Regions from separate parts of the Homo sapiens genome. Here region 1 is linked to region 2. Evidence: chromatin contacts called from ENCODE Hi-C or POLR2A ChIA-PET data. All regions are on one chromosome and are shown on one strand. The core of a region is the stretch at or near the end of the contact, and the rest is flanking DNA. Distances in the headings are between cores, read along the strand shown. Region 1 overlaps CUX1 (cut like homeobox 1). Region 2 overlaps CUX1 (cut like homeobox 1).

What was found. A loop is a pair of places that touch in the nucleus more often than their neighbours do. ChIA-PET counts read pairs that join two places held with the same protein, here RNA polymerase II (POLR2A). Pooled maps may share reads with other maps.
Region 1: a loop to region 2 is called in a map of endothelial cell of umbilical vein, with 11 times the contacts of the local background. The contact joins two enhancer-like sites. A Hi-C loop is called at or near these places in 6 of 168 maps with a recorded cell type or tissue (CD14-positive monocyte, MCF 10A, Right ventricle myocardium inferior and 2 more), 7 of 37 single-sample maps with no recorded cell type and 16 of 50 pooled maps. POLR2A ChIA-PET finds 5 or more read pairs at or near these places in 8 of 52 experiments (AG04449, B cell, GM12878 and 5 more).

The regions. Positions count from the first base shown.
Region 1 is chr7:101,951,682-101,955,754 of GRCh38, forward strand. All of the region lies in intron 2 of CUX1 (cut like homeobox 1), which reads left to right. Among named protein-coding and RNA genes, the nearest start is that of CUX1, 140 kb to the left of the region's middle. RefSeq lists enhancers at 637-1,163, 808-2,007, 1,164-1,689, 1,348-1,642. Within about 2 kb of position 1,495, at least 19 of the 41 ENCODE cell types and tissues checked have a DNase peak (open chromatin) inside an H3K27ac peak, as active enhancers do; they include CD14-positive monocyte, GM12878, OCI-LY7 and 2 more, where a contact is called at or near this core.
Region 2 is chr7:101,854,018-101,858,041 of GRCh38, forward strand. All of the region lies in intron 1 of CUX1 (cut like homeobox 1), which reads left to right. Among named protein-coding and RNA genes, the nearest start is that of CUX1, 38 kb to the left of the region's middle. RefSeq lists an enhancer at 2,905-3,034. Within about 2 kb of position 2,579, at least 40 of the 41 ENCODE cell types and tissues checked have a DNase peak (open chromatin) inside an H3K27ac peak, as active enhancers do; they include CD14-positive monocyte, GM12878, OCI-LY7 and 2 more, where a contact is called at or near this core.

The DNA.
Region 1 (4,073 bases), core at 245-2,744, 97 kb after region 2:
TATTTTTAGTAGAGACAGGGTTTCACCGTGTTAGCCAGGATGGTCTCAATCTCCTGACCTTGTGATCCGCCCGCATCGGCCTCCCGAAGTGCTGGGATTACAGGTATGGGCCACTGCATTTTTCTTATCACCCATTCTCATTAGCCTACAGCAGGGATTGGCAAACTGTTTACTGTAAAGAACCAGATGGTAAAATACTGTAGGTTTCGGCAGGGCCATATGGTCTGTTACAAAGACTCAACTCTGCTGTAAAGTAGCCATAGATAATACAAAAATGGTGGGCGTGGCTGTATGCCGATAAAACTTTATCTAAAAAGACAATCAGGCCCATTTGAACTCCTGTCCTGTAGAGCAGTGGCTGTCAAGGTGTGGCCCAGGCCAGCAGCATCACAGGACCTGGGGACTTGTTAGAATTGCAGATTCTGACCAGGCGTAGTGGCTCACACCTATAATCCCAATACTTTGAGAGGCCAAGGTGGAAGGATTGTTTGAGGAGTTCAAGACCAGCCTGGGCAACATAGCGAGACCCCGTCTCTACAAAAAAAAATACAAAAATTAGCTAGGCGTGGTAGCATATGCCTGTATTCCCAGCTACTCAGTAGACTTGAGGATTGCTTGAGACCTGGAAGGTTGGAGCTGCAGTGAGCCGTGATTGCGCCACTGCACTCCAGCCTGGGTGACAGAGCGAGACCCTGTTTCAGTAATAAATAAATTAAAAGTACAGATTCTCGGGTCTACTCCAGACCTGCTGAATCAGAAAATACGCGGGCAGGCCCAGCCGCCTGTGCCTTCACCAGCTCTCCTGGTTAAGGCCTGAGAACCCTGCTACGGAACCCCGAGTACCTTTCAGAACATGTTGACCTCATTCGCAGGGATCAGTGGCCCTTTGTCATCTGGTCTCTGGCCAGTGTCCCTCCCTCATCTGGTGGACTTGGTACTGATGCCGAACCACCTGTGGGTTCCAAACGTGCCATTGTTTCTCCCACCCACGCATTTGCACAAATGTGGTCCTGTGTGGCTCACTCCCTTTTCTGCCGCCACCTTCTCCCCCACTGCGCCATGCTGGTCTCAGCTCGGGGCTTACCTGGTCCCAGAGGTGTGTTGGGAGGTCCCCACCCCTTGCCTCTGCCCGTTGCCTTTTCCACCCCTGCACTGGGTGTGCATAGGTGCGCAGGGCACGTGTGTGTCCTCTGCGGTCACTGACTTGATTGTCTGCCTTTCCCAGGAGGACATGGGCTCTGTCGGGACATTTTATCCGTCTGTTTACAACATGAAATAGACACCTCCGAAATGTGTGTGTGTTCCGTAAATGAAGGAGCAGAGGGACCCCTTCGGAGCATCTCAGAGGCCAGGAAGCCTGGCTTCTGGCCGCCCTGCCCGCTCCTCACGTGTGAGGGGAACTGGGGAAGTCGAGTCAGCCCGCTGGGGTTCCTGATTCTCTGCGGTTCTGGGAAGAGCTTGCAGTGGAAGGCCTCCCAGCCATTTCCTCTTCTCCCCCAACTGTGACTCACTGATTGATTAATGTTTGGAAATTGTGACTCATCTTGTTAGAGAAGGAAAAGGAAATTTTATTCTCTTCATTCTCCCTCCCTTTCAAATAAGTAATAAATAAAAAGTGGCTGATCTTCCACTTGGTGCGGTAAGAAGCATTTAAATACATTCCCGGCCCTCATAATTGGTGGCTTCTTGGAGAAAGGTACTTATTAGAAGAAAAACACTTCCCTATGTGTTGTTGTTCGGCCTTCTCGTTGATGAAATTACACGGTGAGTTGGTGAGCGAATTTACCTTGCCCCTTTTTAAAGGTATTTGTGGCAGCTCTTGTTGTAGGAATCAGGGGAGAGGAGCCACTTCTCTTTTAGTAAGAAATGCGAAGAGTGGCCTCTCCATCTTCAGAGTTTCAAAATGAGTTCACTCTGGTGGTGAGTAATGATGTCTTAAGCTGGCTTATTAAAGGCGGAGGAATAAGATGTTCTTGCTTTACCTCACGTACCAAATATAGATAAGGCGCTGGATCAGCAGAGCCTCAGGCCCGTGCCAGGACACAGTCGGGCCTGGCGATGTCTGTTTTGTCTCACGACTGGAGGGTTGAAGGGGAAGCACAGCCTTTGCTTTTAAGGGTTTTCTTCTGGGAAATCCACAAAAAAAAAAAAAGCATTTGTTCACTTCTCACGTTGTGATGTTGAAATTATGGCTTGGAGTTTTACATTTGCCTTTTAATTCTCTTTATGGGCAGCATGTCTGTATGTCTTAGGCTCTTGGTTCTGGAAGACCAAGTAAATTCAGTATCTTTTCAAATTGTAACCCTCTGGTCTGGGTAACACAGCAAGACCCCCATCTCTACAAAAAAAATTTTTTTAAGTCAGCCAGGCATGGTGGTGCACACCTGTAGTCCCAGCTACTCAGGAGGCTGAGACGGGAGGATCACCTGAGACACGAGTTTATGTGTCTGAGACGCCTGAGACAGGAGTTTATGACCATCCTGGGCAACATAACAAGAGCCCATCTCTATGACAAAATGTGAAAATTAGCCAGGTACAGTGGTGCACACGTGTAGCCCCAGCTACTTGGGAGGCTGAGGTTGGGGGATAGCCCAGGAGTTCAAGGCTGCAGTGAGCTATGATGGTGCCACTGCACTCCAGCCTGGGTGACAGAGTGAGACCCTGTCTCAACAAAATAAAATTGTAACCCAAAGTAAGGGCTCAATAAATGTTAGCCACTGTGATTATTCTATTATTCCCGTCCTCGTTGTAAATATTTGTGTGGCTTGGTGCCTAGCGTCTTTTGTAGCTGTATGTATTGCCAAGGAGAATCCCAAGGAAAAAAAGTAGAAATATGGTTAAAGCTGGCTGGGCACAGTGGCTCATGCCTATAATCCCAGCACTTTGGGAGGCCGAGGCAGGCAGATCACTTGAGTGCAGGAGTTTGAGACCAGCCAGAGCAACATAGCAAGACCCCTTCTCTACAGTGTGCTGGCATTTGCAGTGCAGCCACCATTGCCCATGGTAGCGATGAGGAAGCTGTGGCTTAGACCAACTTCCAGAATCACTGCTCTGGTCACACAGCTGCTCGCAGGTGGCATCATGAACACACCTAGTCTGACTGTTGCTTAACCACGACAAACTCCATCTCCTTCCACTTTGCCTGGCTGAGGATCGGATGCATTACATAGAAATATTTGAATTTGGAAGCTGTTGAAATACAGGTTCAGGCCAGGCATGGTGGCTCATGTGTGTAATCCCAGCACTTTGGGAAGCCGAGGCAGGCGATCACCTGAGGCCAGGAGTTCGAGACCAGCCTGGCCAACATGGTGAGACCCTGTCTCTACTAAAAATGCAAAAATCAACTGGGCCTGGTGGTGCACACCTGTAATCCCAGCTACTCGAGAGGCAGGAGAATTGCTTGAACCCTGGTGGCGGAGGTTGCAGTGAGCTGAGATCATGCCACTGCACTCCAGCGTGGGTGACAGAGACAGATTCAGTCTCAAAAAAAAAAAAAATGCAGGTTCAAGGAAGGGAGAGGATGATTTGTGTTCCGCTCTGCGCCTCCTCCCTGGTCCATTCCCTTCTCCCTGTTGGACCATTGCTGTGACACAGGTGATCTGAGCATCAAGAAAAAGGCATTTCTTGCTTCTCAGTGATATTAGCAAGCACCTGCTGCTTGTATTCACTGTGCTGAGTTCTACCCATTTATTCTCTCATTCAGTCTTTACATCTCCCTGATGAGGAGGCATAATAATATCATGCCCATTTTATAGACTTGAGGGAACTGAGCCCAAGCCATTCAGCCAGAGAGTAACCGAGCTGGAGTTCCACCAGGTCTGTCTGCTCTGATAGCAGGCATGCCTGACCTCCGCACCTACCCACTTCCCCACTTCTGCAGTCTCATGTGTCCCAGGGAACGCACAGCTGGGGCCCCTCTCCTAATTTGCACCCTTCCTGAGCCAGTTCAGAAGTCCCAGACTGTGTCTTTCTGGCTGGCTGTGTCACTGGGCCCAAGGATGGTGCTACGGGGCTAAAGATCTTCTACACTGACCCTCTCCACTAACGGGAAATCAGAAAAGGGAACTTGAAGA
Region 2 (4,024 bases), core at 1,329-3,828:
TTCGGCTTTCCAGTGCTTTCCAGCGCTTTCCAGCTTCTGAGATTTTGGGGGCTTTTCATTTGTTCTTGCTTTCCTGTCCTCTTTGTCAGGTGAGTTTATACCTTTCTGTTCCAAAGCAAACAGGATCGTCTGCCATGTTGAACTGGATGTCGGACAATTCTGAAATGTGTGCATGGGGCAAGGCTGTGTGTGATGATACCAGTTTCATAGGAAACACTTCGGTTTTGGTTTTGTCTTTCAAAGTCATCTTTTGTGAGCGCCTTCTAGCCGGGCTGCCAGCGGGTAACATATGATTAACACAAGTTTGGAGTCTGTCTGCAGAGCAACTTTATGAAATGCTCAGAAAGCCAGTCTCCTAAGCATAGGAGCCTGTTTGGTGGTGATGGGATGAGGAAGCAGTGGGGGCTTTGGCACCAGAGGCCTGGGCTCAAATCCTGCCTCCATCATTTAGGGGTTGGGCATCTCCATTCCCTTATCTCTGGGTGGCGAGAACTTCCTAAGTTCTTAGTGTTTGGAAGGGACCCCCTCCATAAAGTGAGGTGCCTCTTGGCCACTGCTCAGCCAGTGGGGGCTGTTCCTAACAGTTGCCTCCTCCGATTGCTGGAGTAAGAAATGACACCCTGTCTCCCATTTCTGTGGCACCCCATTCTCAACAGTGATGGTTCTGCCTGTTTTTAGTCACACACACCTGCACACTTCAAAGGACTAAAAATGGACTCAGTTTTCTTTCTTTTTTTTTCTTTTTGAGATGAAGTCTCACTCTATCACCCAGGCTGGAGTGCAGTGGCATCATCTTGGCTCACTGCAACCTCCGCCTCCTGGGTTCAAGCGATTCTTGTGCCTCAGCCTCCCAAGTAGCTGGGACTACAGGCATGTGCCACCACACCCAGCTAATTTTGTATTTTTAGTAGAGGTGGGGTTTCACCAGGCTGGTCTCAAACTCCTGACCTCAAGTGATCCTCCCACCTCAGCCTCCCGAAGTGCTGGGATGACAGGTGTGAGCCACCTCGCCCGGCCTGGACTCAATTTGGATTGCAATGCCCCACAATGGTGACCTCCCTCTTCTCTGTTAATGCATCCTCTTCCCTCTTGCTTAAAAATTTCCCCAGTGCCGTGGCATCTTACCTCCTGCTGAAGTGTGTGCTGATGCTTTGCTGGGGGCTGGACCCCGTCCCTTGGAGCCTGGCCCAGGCCCTGCCTCCCAGTGAAACCCTGGCCGCCTTTCCAACCTCAGAGGCTCTATCTCCTCCCAAACCCTGTAGCCCTTCCAGTTGCTGGTCACTGACTTCCATTAATTGGCCCGGTGGCCTTGCCTGCCAGGGGGACCATGAGGTGAGGGGCCGTGTCCTCCGAGTGGTCTCTTTCTCCAGGGTGCTGGGGACCCAAGAAATGCCTGGTCGTTTCTCATAGGTTGATAAGGAAAATGAGGCCTAGGTAGGGACAGGCAGGATTTCACCTGAATTTACAAGATGATGCAATGGAAGAGTCTTCAGTATATTTTCACGTATTTTAGAATTGAGTTACAACATTCATTTTGGTACTTTCTCTGTGTTCTCCCCATGTGTTAAAAAGCAGCTTAAGGCCGGGCGCGGTGGCTCATGCCTGTAATCCCAGCACTTTGGGAGGTCAAGGCGGGTGGATCACGAGGTCAGGAATTCCAGACCAGCCTGGCCAACATGGTGAAACCCCGTCTCTACTAAAAATACAAAAATTAGCTGGGCGCAGTGGCAGACGCCTGTAATCCCAGCTACTCGGGAGGCTGAGGCAGGGGAATCGCTTGAACCCGAGAGGCGGAGGTTGCAGTGAGCCAAGATTGTGCCATTGCACTCCAGCCTGGGCGGTAGAAGGAGTTTCCAGCTCAAAAAAAAAAAAAAAAATGCAGCTTAAGTGCTGGTTTAGCGCCTGTAATCCCAGCACGTTGGGAGGCTGAGGCGGGAGGATCACTTGAGCCCAGGAGTTTGTGACTAGCCTGGGCAACATAGCAAGAACCCGTCTGTACAAAAAATAAGAAAAATTGGCCAGGTGTGGTGGCGTGCATCTGTAGTCTCAGCTCCTTGGGGGCTGAGGCTGAAGGATCGCTTGAGTCCAGCAGGAGGTCAAGGCTGCAGTGAGCTATGATCAAGCCATTGCACTCCAGTCTGGGTGACAGAGTGAGACCCTGTCTCAAAAAAAAAAAAAAAAAAAAAAAAGGAAACAAGAAAGAAAAAAGCAGCTAAATTCTGCTGGAAGTGTGCAGTAAAGCACAAGTTTTCAGCCATCAACGCAGGGAGCCGTTAATCACGACCCATAATAACCAGAATGTTATTCCACGGTTGCGGTTTGTTTATTTCATCAGAGTTGCGTCTTCACCTATTTCCCTCCCTACTCTTAATTGTTTATCCAAGTTAGTGTTTTCCATTCTTTCACTGAAGGCTCTAAAAATGGTCCCATCAAGAAGTCTGGTAGATAATGGAAGACGAAGTGGACTTTACAGAAAGATGAATTTTCTTCCCTAGAGCTGGAAAACCCTTCAGCGTGTCATGCGTTCCCCAGCCAGGACAGACAAAGCCACGCAATCTGTTTCCTGCAGGCCCAGAGGGGAAGGCTTCCTCCTTGTGGTTAGTGACTTCAAAAGCTGTCCTCACTAGAGCAAGTCCAACTCTTCCTCTAGTTCTGATGACTTCACGGCAGCCAACTGAGCTGCTGAACGCTGTTTTTTTCTACGCAGAAACCCTCCCGACTTTCACGAGGAGTTGACAGGTTTTCCTCTTCACTCGGGCTCCCTTGTCATCGTTAAACTGAAACTGCTTTCTTGTAGCCAAATTCTGTGGTCCCTTTTCGGCCTCGGCCTCCTTGACCTCTCTGTGTCCCCACCTTGGCTCTCCCACGCCTGCCAGCCGTACCACAGGCCCCGGGTGTGAACCCTCCCTCCGCGGTCATGCAGCCACGCCTCTGCTCAAGCTGTGCCTCCTCCTGGGCGCACCCTCCCTCTCCCATCCTTCAGCCTCTGAAGTCCTGCCCAGCTCCGGTTCCTGTTTCTGTTAGGACGAGGCCCTTCAGATCCTCTCCAGCAGGTGGACTCTGTCCTGCCCCGTACCACCCGCCGCGGGCCACTTTTGGGCCTGCGCCATGTTCCTGCCCTTACCCCGCCCGGTGTTAGCGTCACGTGGGTCCTGATGTCCTCCCTCTCCCAGGCCTCTGCTTATCTGATTGGGGGCTGTGCTTGACTCTGAAACCCGGGCACCTCCTACAGGGCATTTTGCCTGTCACAGGCCTAGCATTCAATACCTATCATATTTTTGAAATATCTGCAGAAATAAAAAGAAATAACTATTTTCTTCTTCAGGAGTTAAGATGCGTGGCCACCAAGTACTTTTCAATACATAAAATATGTTTTCAGCACAGAAAGGCCTTTCACCGCTCTTACTTACATAGTCTGCTTTTGGTATGATGGGGACGGATGAAAAATGAGGACTGTAGGCCTCCGAAGTCAGCTGTTTTGAATTAAAGCAGCGCACGCTTTGAGTCAGGTGAAGCGAGGATGGGGTTTCACCCGTTGAGGATGAATTTGCTGGGTTACTTTAAACTGGAACTGTTCTTTTCAGAAATGAGTGAAGCAGGAAGGGAAAGACGGAGCTTGTCTGGCTGGGTCGGATGACCCCCTTTGCCAGGCCGTCACCCCTCTAGGTTGAGTTAGCTCAGAATAACTTAGCTGTGCTATAGCTTTGCATAATTGCAAGGAGCTTTGTTTCGTTTTATTTTGCAGGGAATTTTTTTCCCCCCTTAGCTCTTCCTCCTGGTGTATTTGTAGAAATCAGCTTCATCATGGTCATTTAACAGTAAGGGCTGGGGGTGGTGGCTCACGCCTGTAATCCCAGCACTTTGGGAGGCCGAAGTGGGAGGATCACTTGAGGTCAGGAGTTCAAGACCAGCCTGGCCAACATGGTGAAACCCCGTCTCTACTAAAAATACAAAAATTAGCCGAATGTGGTGGCACGCACCTGTACTCCCAGCTCCTCGGGAGGCTGAGGCAGGAGAATCACTT